2 separate regions of the Homo sapiens genome follow, and region 2 is linked to region 1. A link is a contact called in ENCODE Hi-C or POLR2A ChIA-PET data. All regions are on one chromosome and are shown on one strand. The core of a region is the stretch at or near the end of the contact, and the rest is flanking DNA. Distances in the headings are between cores, read along the strand shown. Region 1 holds the start of NDUFA12 (NADH:ubiquinone oxidoreductase subunit A12). Region 2 has its middle 19 kb from the start of USP44.

Evidence for each region. A loop is a pair of places that touch in the nucleus more often than their neighbours do. ChIA-PET counts read pairs that join two places held with the same protein, here RNA polymerase II (POLR2A). Pooled maps may share reads with other maps.
Region 2: a pooled map shows a loop between it and region 1 (3-fold over the local background). The contact joins the enhancer-like site here to the promoter of NDUFA12 in region 1. A Hi-C loop is called at or near these places in 1 of 50 pooled maps. POLR2A ChIA-PET finds 5 or more read pairs at or near these places in 3 of 52 experiments (AG04450, BJ and GM12878).

What each region holds. Positions count from the first base shown.
Region 1 is chr12:95,001,932-95,008,011 of GRCh38, forward strand. NDUFA12 (NADH:ubiquinone oxidoreductase subunit A12) reads right to left here and starts at 1,766. Exons shown (of 4, transcript NM_018838.5): 1 at 1,664-1,766; 2 at 808-890. The coding sequence starts at 1,749. RefSeq lists enhancers at 1,397-2,024, 1,489-1,888.
Region 2 is chr12:95,567,362-95,572,888 of GRCh38, forward strand. No RefSeq gene overlaps it. Among named protein-coding and RNA genes, the nearest start is that of USP44, 19 kb to the left of the region's middle. Within about 2 kb of position 4,155, at least 2 of the 41 ENCODE cell types and tissues checked have a DNase peak (open chromatin) inside an H3K27ac peak, as active enhancers do.

The DNA.
Region 1 (6,080 bases), core at 516-3,015:
TGACCTCGTGATCCGCCCGCCTCCGCCTCCCAAAGTGCTGGGATTACAGGCGTGAGCCACCGCGCCCAGCCGAATTAATTGTTAAAAGTGGAAGTGCTGAGACAAAGGATATGTGCAATGTAAATTTTTACAAATGTTACCAAATTATCCCTCCAAAAAGACTGCATTAACCTACATATTTATATGGTTTTGCCCACATTGGGATTTATCAGCTTGAAAAATACTCAAGGCTGGACGCAGTGGCTCACGCCTGTAATCCCAGCACTTTGGGGGGCCAAGGCGGGTGGATCACGAGGTCAGGAGTTCAAGACCAGCCTGGCCAATATGGTGAAACCCCATCTCTACTAAAAAATACAAAAATTAGCCGGCCATGGTGGCGCCCGCCTGTGGTCCCAACTACTCAGGCAGGCTGAGGCAGGAGAATCGCTGGAACCCAGGAGGTGGAGGTTGCAGTGAGCCGAGATCGCGCTACTGCACTCCAGCCTGGCCGACAGAGACTCCATCTCAAAAAAAAAAAAAAAAAAAAAAAAAAAGAACAAAAACACTTCAAAATTTGATAGGTGAAAAATATATAACACTGTTTTTAAAGTTGCATTTCTGTTGTTACAAGTGAGAATGAGCATTTTTCCATACCTTCATTGGCTGTTTACTTTTCTTTTTTCTGTAAATTATCTTTTTTCATTTTCTATTGAGTTTTTCATCCTTTTCCAGGTGTTTTGTAAAAGCTCATTGCATAATATGGAAAATAGACTCAAATCAAATCCCAATCCCAATCCAATTATTCATACTAAAAAATACTGCACTCACCAAAAAATTGCTTGTTGTCTTCATAGTATTTGTTTCCATATTTGTCTTCCCCCACTAATGTACCAACCTTCGCATCATTTGTCCTGTGAATACCCAAAAGAAAACAGACATTTTAGAATGATTCTTAGTTCAAAACATAAACGGAAATAAAGTGAGAGTAACAACTTTCAGACACAAGGGCTGCTGCATCAACTAGCAAAATGAAGAAGTGCTGGGGATGGGAAAAGATGAATTGACAACTGATGTGCTCAAATTACACTAAAAATATAAATGTAGTCTCTTCAGATTACAGGACTACTTGTATCTACTATCCCTCAGCCAGGAGGCACTGGAATTAGCAAAACCTTTAGGAAATCAAAAAGCCAAAGTATTTCATCTTCTTACAATGATACGAAGGTCTCCAGGCTCTTTCATTCCACTCTGGGTCTCCATTTAGGTTTCTGCGAAACTATGCTGCTCGTGGGATCAGTGAATGTCAGGAAGAGAAGGGACCATCATTATTACCTTCAACGCCTTACAGACAAGGAACTGTACGGCAGTGCAGGGAAAAAAACTTTACCAGGGTCACTGAGTTAATGTCTTGTAATCCTCATTACTCTCCAGGGCGTGGGAAAAGAGGGGAGCCCAGATGCCCTTGCCTCCGAGTCACAGCTCTGACTCTACAGATAGCTTCGGTCTTGTATCGGGGATATATGGGACAGAGACCAGCCTGGGGGTGGCAAGGCAGAGATTGGGGCGGTTGTCCTTGACAAGAGCTGTGGATTCTCCAAGGTGACCCGAGCCTGGGACCCCTTCCAAGAAATCAGCCAGCGAAAGTCCAGCCCCAGAGGCCAAGAGCATGGCTCTGGCCGCCTACCTGAAAAAAACCCGTAGATAGCCTCGGAGACCGCCGTGGCCGGTGATCTGCTGCAGCCCGCGTTTCAGGACCTGCACTAACTCCATCTTGCCTCGCTGGCCCCGCCTCCCGGGTGCGCCGAGCAAAACCCACCGGATGGAAGCTGCCACTCAGCCGCAGGAAGCCCACGCCCAGAAGGTTCTCACGCGAACGCCAGACGTGGTGGCTCTGCGCGTGCGCAGAGCTAGGTCTTGCCTACGCGGTCATGTTCTGGCTTCCCAAGTAGGCAGAATTGGTTTCCCCTGGAAGCAAAGGTACCTTAAAATTTAGTTTTCAGAGGTTAAATCTAGAAGGCGGGCATATGCTGGAAAGCTCACCTACACGAGGCTTTCTCACACGGGGATTCCCCCTTTGGGAATTTCAGTTTCCTCATCTAAAAATAATTGGCTCTGGTGGGCGCGGTGGCTCACTGTTGTAATCCCAGCACTTTGGGAGGCCGGGTAGGGAGGATCGTTTGAGCCCAGGAGTTCGAGACCAGCCTCGCCAACACAGCGAGAATTCTGTCTCTACAAAAAAAAAAAAAAAATTAAAAATTAGCTGGATGTGGTGGCGCGTGCCCGTAGTCCCAGCTACTCGGTAGGCTGAGGCTTAGATGGGAGCATCGCTTGAGCCTAAAAAATTTCAATATTACTTCATTTGTTAACCACAATTCTTCTACAAAGAGAAACCTCCCTTCAACTATTTGGCTCCTGAGATACAATTAATGTAGGAAAGGCAGTATGGGTGCTTGATTCTCTTACTTTTTTTTTGTTTTTTAATTTTAGAGACAGGCTCTCTGTCACCCAGGCTGAAATACAGTGGTGTGATCATAGCTCACTGCAGCCTCAAACTCCTGTGCTCAAGCAGTCCTCCCATTTAAGTAAGTGCCACCACCCCTGGCTAATTTTTTTTTTTTTAGAGATGGGCATCTTGTTATGTTGCCCAGGTTGGTTTTGAACTCTGGCCTCAAGTGATCCTCCTGCCTCAGCCTCTCAAAATGCTGGGATTACAGGTGTAAGCCACCACACCCAGCCGATTCTTTCCCTTATGTGTGTTTTCAAAATAACAATTTAGTTCCCTAGCTTTTTTTTTTTTTTTTTGGTAGTGGTGGTTAAAAACACAAAATATAAAATTTACCATTTTAACCATTTTTAAGTGTACAGTAGTGTTAACCACATGCACATTGTTGCGCAACAGATCTCTAGAACTTATTCTTCTTGCAAAACAGAAACTTTATATCCATGGAACAACTTTTTCCTCTTTCTCCATCCCCTGCCAACCACCATTCTACTTCTGTTTCTAAGAGTTTAACTACTTTAGATACTTCATATAAGTAGAATCATGAGGTGTTTGTCTTTTAGGACCTGGCTTATTTCACTTAGCATGATATCCACAAGGCTCATCCATAGTGTAGTATATGACAGGATTTTCTTCTTTTTATAAATGTTGAATAATATTCCACTGTATGTATATGCCACCCAGTTACCTGTCCATAAACATTTCTGCTGATTCCGCCTCTTGGCTATTGTGAATAATGCTGCAGTGAACACGGGTGTGCAGATATCTCTAAGATCCTGTTTTCAGTTCTTTTGGATATATACCCAGAAGTGGATTGCTAGATCATATGGAAATTTTATTTTTTATTTTTATAGGAATCCCCATACTGTTTTCCATGGCAGCATCACCATTTTACATTACTAACAACAATGCACAAAGGTTCCAATTTCTCCACCTCCTCACCAACACTACATATTTTCTGTGTTTGTTTGTATGTTTGTTTGTTTGTTCTGAGACGGAGTCTAACTCTGTTGCCCAGGCTGGCGTGCAGCGGTGCGATCTCGGCTCACTGCAACCTCCCCTTCCCAAGTTCAAGCGATTCTCCTGCCTCAGCTTCCCGAGTAGCTGGGATTACAGGCGCCCACCACCACCCCCGGCTAATTTTTGTATTTTTAGTAGAGACGAGGTTTCACCATGTTGGCCAAGCTGGTCTTGAACTCCTGACCTCAGGTGATCCACCCGCCTTGGCCTCCCAAAGTGCTGGGATTACAGGCGTGAACCACCACGCCCAACCTGTGTTCATTTGTTTTTTACAGTGGGCATCCTAATGGATGATGAGGTGATACCTCATTGTGGTTTTGATTTGCATTTACCTGATTACTGATGTTAACCATGTTTTCATATGCTTGTTGGCCATTTGTATATCTTCTTTGGAGAAATGTTTATTCAAGTCCTTTGCCCATTTTTGAATCGGGTTTTTTGTTGTTGTTGTTGAGTTGTAGGCATTCTTTATGTATCGTGGATATTTTCTCCCGTTCCCTAGGTCATCTTTTCATTCCGTTGATTGTGTCCTTTGCTATGCAGAAGTTTATGTTTGATGTAGCCCCAATTGTCTATTTTTACTTTGTCTGTGCTTTTGGTATCATATCTGAGAAATCACTGCTAAATCCAATGTCATGAAGCTTCCCCCGTTGTCTTCTAGGAGTTTTATAGTTTCAGGTCTTACATTTAGGTCTTTAGTCCATTTTGAGTTAATTTTGGTATATGGTGTAGGGTAAAGGTTGAACGTCATTCTTTTGCTTGCGGATATCCGGTTTTCCCAACACTATTCTCTCCCCACTATGTAGCTTTGGTACCCTTGTCAAAGATCACTTGACCAGATACTTGAGAGTTTAACTCTAGGTTCTCTATTCTGTTCCGTTGGTCTATATGTCTGTTCTTATGCCAATACCACTCTGTTTTGATTACTGCATCTTTGCACAATGTTTTGAAGTCAGGAAGTGGGTTCTCTATTCTACTCCGTTGGTCTATATGTCTGTTCTTATGCCAGTACCACTCTGTTTTGATTACTGCATCTTTGTACAATGTTTGAAGTCAGGAAGTGGAAGGCCTCCGGCTTTATTTTTCTGAAGATTATTTTGTCTATTCAGGGTCTTTTGAGATTCCGTATGAATTTTAGGACTTTTTAAAAATCTGCAAAGAAAAATGGCCCTGGGATTTTGATAGGTATTGCAATGAATCTGTAGCTTACTTTGGGTAGTATGGGATTTTAACAATATTAAGTCTTCCAATCCACAAACACGAATGTCTTTCCATTTATTTGCATCTAATTTCTTTCAGCACTGTTTTGTAGTTTTCAGTATATAAGTCTTTTGCCTACTTGATTAAGTTATTCCTAAATATTTTATTCTTTTTGATGCTATTTTAAATGTGATTGTTTTCTTAATTTCCTTTTTGAGTTGTTCATTGTTAGTGTTTAGAAGGCAACTGATTTTTGTGTGTTGATTTTGTACCTTGCAACTTTGTTGAATTTATTTATTAGTTCTAACCATTTTTTGGTGGAATCCTTAGGGTTTTCCACATATAATACCACATCATTTGTTAATGAAGATAATTTTACTTCTTTTCCTTTTTTTTTTTTAAGGCAAGGTTTCACCCTTATCACCAAAGCTGGGGCTCAAGTGATCCCCCTGCCTTAGCCTCATGCACAGCTGGGACTACAAGCATGCAACATCATGCCTGGCTAATTTTTAAAAAGTTTTTTGTAGAGATAGGGTCTTGCTGTGTTGCCCAGACTAATCTTGAAATTCTGGCCTCAAGCAAGCAATCTTCCCGTCTCAGCCTCCCAAAGTGTTGGGATTACAGGATGAGCCACCGTGCCTGGCCCTTCTTTTCCAATTTTCAGCTTTTATTTATTTATTTTTTGCCTAAGTGCTCTGGCAAGGGCTTTTAGTAATATGTTGAATAGAAGTAGCAAGAATGTACGTACTTGCCTTGTTCCTGATCTTAGAAGAAAAGCTTTCAGTTTTTCACTATTGAATATGATGTTAGCTGTGGGCTTTTCAAACATGGCCTTTATTAGGTTGAGATAATTTCCTTTCATTCGTAGTTTGTTGAGTGTTTTTGCCAAGTGCTTTTTCTATATCAATTGAGATGATAATATGGTTTCTGTTCTTCATTCTGTTAATGTGCCTCTCAACTTAAAATGGCATTACATTCTGACATGCCCATTGTAAATAAAAAATATCTAAATAAAAAATGTACCGAGGCCAGGTGTGGGGTGGCTCACACCTGTAATCCCAGCACTTTGGGAGGCTGAGTCAGGCAGATCGCTTTGAGCTTAGAAGTTCAAGACCAGCCTGGGCAACATAGTGAAACCCCATCTCTACAAAAAATTAAAAAAAAAAAAATGGCTGGGCATGGTAGCATGCACCTGTGAAGCTGAGGCTGGAGAATTGCTTGAACCTGGGGAGCAAAGGTTTCAGTGAGCCAAGGTCATGCCACTGCATTCCAGCCTGGGTGACAGAGTAAGACCCTGTCTCAAAAACAAAACAAAACAAAACACCACAAAAAAAATGCATTGTAAACACCAATAAACCCATCATAAAACAAAAAAATTGTA
Region 2 (5,527 bases), core at 2,905-5,404, 570 kb after region 1:
CCCCTGCCTCAGCCTCCCGAGTATCTGGGACTACAGGCGCCCGCCACCACACTCAGCTGATTTTTTGTATTTTTAGTAGAGACGGGGTTTCACCATGTTAGCCAGGATGGTCTCGATCTCCTGACCTCGTGATCTGCCCACCTTGGCTTCCCAAAGTGCTGGGATTACAGGCGTAAGCCACTGCGCCCGGCCTAAATGCATTCTCTTTCAATCTCCAATCTACTTAGAGATATGGCTCGCCTCCCCCTGCCGACTTCACTTACCAGTTTGTATTAATTATCAATGGGCTCTGAAGTAATAATGACAGCAAAATATATCCTCAATAGTTTTATATATTGTCAACCACTAATGGAACATTTTTCTTGTTTATGACTTACAGCCATGGCAATAAGACGGTCTCAGTCGTATTTTTCTCAATCCTGTAACTTTCTGTAAACGAGAGCTTTAATAAAAAGTTCAGGCCCGGCGTGGTGGCACACGCCTGTAATCCCAGCACTTTGGGAGGCCGAGGCAGGCGGATCACGAGGTCAGGAGATGGAGACTATCCTGGCTAACACGGTGAAACCCCGTCTCTACTAAAAATACCAAAAAAATTAGCTGGGCGTGGTGGCGGGCGCCTGTGGTCCCAGCTACTCGGGAGGCTGAGGCAGGAGAATGCGTGAACCTGGGAGGCAGAGCTTGCAGTGAGCCGAGGTCACACCACTGCACTCAAGCCTGGGCGACAGAGCGTGACTCCGTCTCAAAAAAAACAAAAAACAAAAAAAGTTCAGAAACATACATTTCTCTCTCTCTCTCTCTCTTCTTCTTCTTCTTTTTTTTTTTATGAGACAGAATCTCACTCTGTCACCCAGGCTAGAGCGCAGTGGTGCAATCTCAGCTCACTGCAGCCTCCACCTCCTGGGTTTGACTGATTCTCCCGCCTCAGCTTTCCAAGTAGCTGGGACTGCAGGAGTGCGCCACCACATCCGGCTCTCTCTCTCTCTCTTTTTTTTTTTTTTTTTTGTATTTTTGGTAGAGACAGGGTTTCACCATGTTGGCCAGGCTGGTCTCCAACTCCTGACCTCAAGTGATCTGCCCGCCTCGGCTTCCCAAAGTGCTGGGATTACAGGCATGAGCCACCGCGCCCAGCCTTTCTCTGATATTTTAAAATCATGACTCTATAATAGTTATTGGTGAATACAAAATGTTGAAAACCTCCGGTTTATACCTGCTGCCTCCATTTTGTTTTCTTTTTCTTTTCTTTCTTTTCTGTCTTTTTTTTTTTTTTTTTTTTTTTTTTTTTGAGACGTAGTCTCGCTCGGTCACCCAGGCTGGAGTGCAGTGGCGCAATCTCGGCTCTCGGCTCACTGCAAGCTCCGCCTCCCGGGTTCACGCCATTCTCCTGCCTCAGCCTCCTGAGTAGCTGGGACTACAGGCGCCCGCCACCTTGCCTGGCTAATTTTTTGTATTTTTAGTAGAGACCAGGTTTCACCATGTTAGCCAGGATGGTCTCGATCTCCTGACCTCGTGATGCGCCGGCCTCGGCCTCCCAAAGTGCTGGGATTACAGGCGTGAGCCACCGCGCCCGGCCACTGCCTCCATTTTCTTTATGTTTGCTTCTTCCTTAGCTGCCTACACTGAGGCTTCCCCTCTTACTGCTTTGGAAATGTTCTCTTGAAACAAAGCTACCAACAATTCCTTTCTTGTCAAATTCAAAAGCCACTGATTTTACTTCACTATTTGCCAACGCTGATCGTGCTTCTTTTCTTGAAACATTCTCTTCATTTTCACTGTCAGACCATACATCATCCTGGATGCATCCGGACAGAATGAGAACTGTGGCTGCTGCTGCTCCTACTGTAATTGTTACTCCTTTTACTTAGTAGTCATCTTTCCTTCACTGCTTACTGTAATTTCCACAGCAACCCTGAGGAGATCGGTATTATTATCCCCATTTTACAGTTGAGGAAACATGCTCAAAATTTAATCAACGGGTTCAAATTCACACACCAGAACAGGATCTGCTCTGGGAAATGTTAGATTTTGCAACGGAAAAGAAGAAAAAGTTTTTTCTAACTGGATCACAGCATACTATGTTGTTTATATTTAGATTAACTAGACTTTGTTTTATTCCATTTATCTGTAGTTTTGGGAAGTACTGTACATTTGGAAAGATGTCATTTCAAGTAATTTTTCTACCCAGGCTGTCCATTTACAATTACCTGGTCACCTTTGAATCACTTTCACCAAAATCAGAGAAGGTGGCTAGATAGCAAGTTGTGATATGCCACTGATTTTTTTTTCTCCCTTTTCAAGTTAAGTGGCTCCTGTAAGAATGGCCATGCAACCTTGGATTTATTCAGAGAATGCTCTAACCACATACACTACATCAAAAAGTATAGTCTCAGAATTTGACAGATGACAATAAAAATTTCCAATTAAACTATGTATTATAAATTGTTCAATTTTTGGCAGAGTGGATCTTATTGAAGGCACCATAATGATAAGGTAGGATTTAGTTACATACTTTAATTACATACATACTTTGTTTTCTCAAGCAAATGTGTAACAATGGTGTGATCTAGCTACAAAATATTTCCTTAAGATTTTTGTTGGCATGTCAGTGCTAACAATTAGGAATTAAGTGTTTTAAATTTAATCTGAAATTAGTGGTTTAAATACAATGATAAATGGTTTTCATGGTTGTCAGCCTTCATTTAATGTTATATTAAACCTCTTGAGTATGTTATACCACTACTTTGTTATTTAACTGATGGATCTGAAAACCCATAAAGATGCAGTATTTGTCTTACAAATAGCAAATGTATAGTCTTTGATTTGATCATTTAATGTACCCTTTTTTACACAGCCATTTGGCTTTAATCCTGTAACAGGTTATTGTCACTTGTCTTTTCTTTATCTACCAAAATGCCTTCAGTCATTTCATGAATAAATCAATGGAGGGAAGAGAGAAATATGAGTTATCCCAAAGATATATTAATGGCATTATTCCAATATAAATGGAATGAGGAAAAGAAGAATTATGCATTAGTAATGATGTTTTTCATTGCAGAGCAATTTCTACCTCGCAAAGGATTTTCATACAGATCCTCTTTCTTCATACTTAGCATTATATAGCTGAGGAAATTATAGTATTAAGTGACTTGTCTGAAGCCACACAGCAAGCATCAGATCTGGAATTAGAAAGCAAGTCTTCTCATGACCAGCCATTGTTCTTTTATAGTTTACCTTATAGATGGCATGAAAGTGACTTTTTTGTGGAATAGTTATTACAACTTCTCACCCCCCAATGTATCTACTTGTGAAAATAATGGGTTTTTTGTTTTGTTTTGTTTTGTTTTGTTTTGTTTTTTGAGACGAGTCTCGCTCTGTCGCCCAGGCTGGAGTGCAGTGGCGCGATCTCGGCTCACTGCAATCTCTGCCTCCCGGGTTCAAGCAATTCTCCTGCCTCAGCCTCCTGAGTAGCTGGGATTACAGGCGCCCACCACCACGCCCAGCTAATTTTTGTATTTTTAGTAGAGACGGGGTTTCACCATGTTGGTCAGGCTGGTCTCGAACCCCTGACCTCATGATCCGCCCGCCTCGGCCTCCCAAAGTGCTGGGATTACAGGCATGAGCTACCACACCCGGCCTGACTTACATGTTAAGGTGTCCAAATTGATTGAGATGTTCTTCTATCATAATTTATAGAATCTCTTCTACCATAATTTACTTCTTAACTGATGACCTTGGAGAATGAGCAGAATAACAGATGAGAAAGGGCTCAGGGAGAAAGAGAAATGTATATGCTCTCACTGGGCATGGTAGCTCATGCTTGTAGTCTCAGCACTTTGGAGGCCCAGGCAAGAGGATTGCTTGAGTTTAGAAGTTTGAGACCAGCCTGGGCAACATAGCAAGACCTCGTCTCTACTAAACATAAAAAAAAAAAAAAAAAAAAAAAAAAAAAAAAAAAAAAAAAAAAAAAAAAAAAAAGCTGAACATGGTGGCACGCCTGTAGTCCCAGCTACTTGAGAGGTTGAGATGGGAGGATCGCTTGAGCCTGGGAGATCAAGGCTGCAGTGAGCTAAGATTGCACCATTGCACTCCAGCTGGGTGGCAGAGTGAGACCCTATCTCTAAAAAAAAAATGTAAAAAAGAGACCGAGATGTATGTGTTCTCTACACTACTCATTATAAGGATGCAGGTGGGGATCAACTGGTTTATAAACAAGGTTTTACTTCCTCTTCCTGATCTGAACTGTATCATCATTTCCTCTATCTTTATTTGATGTGAAATGTATTGATGGTCATATATCAATTTCTTCTGTAGACTCAGTGATACAGGAAGTGTCCTGGTAAGCACTGGCACCCAAAACAGTAAAGATAAAAGCTTTAGTCTGAATTTTGCAGTTGGGAAAGTTGAAGTTGAGGGTGAAATGACTGAGCCACAGTGGGTTACTTAGCTTCCTGATACCAAGGCAGAGCTGTTTCCTCCAGGATTTGGTGACTTAGTAACCTCCTCCTGTTACTAGAAATTTCTCCTTTAGAGAAAACCAAAATTTGCTTCATTGTGATATTTACCCTCTGGGCCTATGTTTGCCCTCCAAGTCTGCATTGAACAAACGACTTTCTCCTTGTCTCCCCTGCATATGTCTTATGCAGCTTAGGGTCAGAAGTGGATTTGATTTCTGAGGAAACATCACCAACCAAGAATCTTTTTGTTTTTCCAGATAGAGGGTTTTGCTCTGTCACCCAGGCTGCAGTGCAGTGGTACCATCACAGCTCACTGTAGCCTCACACTCCTGGGCTCAAGTGATCTTCCCACCCCAGCCTCCTGAGTGTCTGGGATTACACGGGAGCCCCACCATGCCCTGCTATTTTGTTTTTAAATTTTTGTAGAGATGGGGTCTTGTTAGGTTGCCCTGGCTAATCTTGAACTCCTGCCTCAAGCGATCCTCCCTCCCCAGCCTCCCAAAGTGCTGGGATTACAGGTGTGAGCCACTGCACCTGGCTGTCCAAGGGACTTCTAAACAAAGCTTATTTTTGTTATAATAAAAACAAATGAAGATTAAGCAATCTAAAGACAAAGCCTCCTGAGTAGCTAGGACCACAGTGGCCCATCACCATGCCCAGCTAATTTTTGAATTTTTTGTAGGAACAGAGTTTCTCCATGTTGCTCAGGCTGGTCTGCAGCTCCTGGGCTCAAGCGATCCTCCTGCCTCAACCTCCCAAAGTGCTGTGATTACATATATGAGCCACTGTGCCTGGGCTAGTACATTGTGTTTTATCTCACTCTCTCATCTCAGAGGGAGGCTGAGGTAATTTATGCATATACACATGCACACACCCCATTTGTTGGACATCTACAATGTTCCTAATCCTTACAAGTTAGATTTTATTATCCCCATTTTACAGATGAGGAATCTGTGGTTAGATAACTCTTTAAAATCACTCAGCTAGAAAGTGGCTACAGTGGCATTAGAACTAAAAATTCCCATGGGATGAATGCCTTGGCTTTAAGTCCTTGCTCTTTTCACTGTAATATGCTG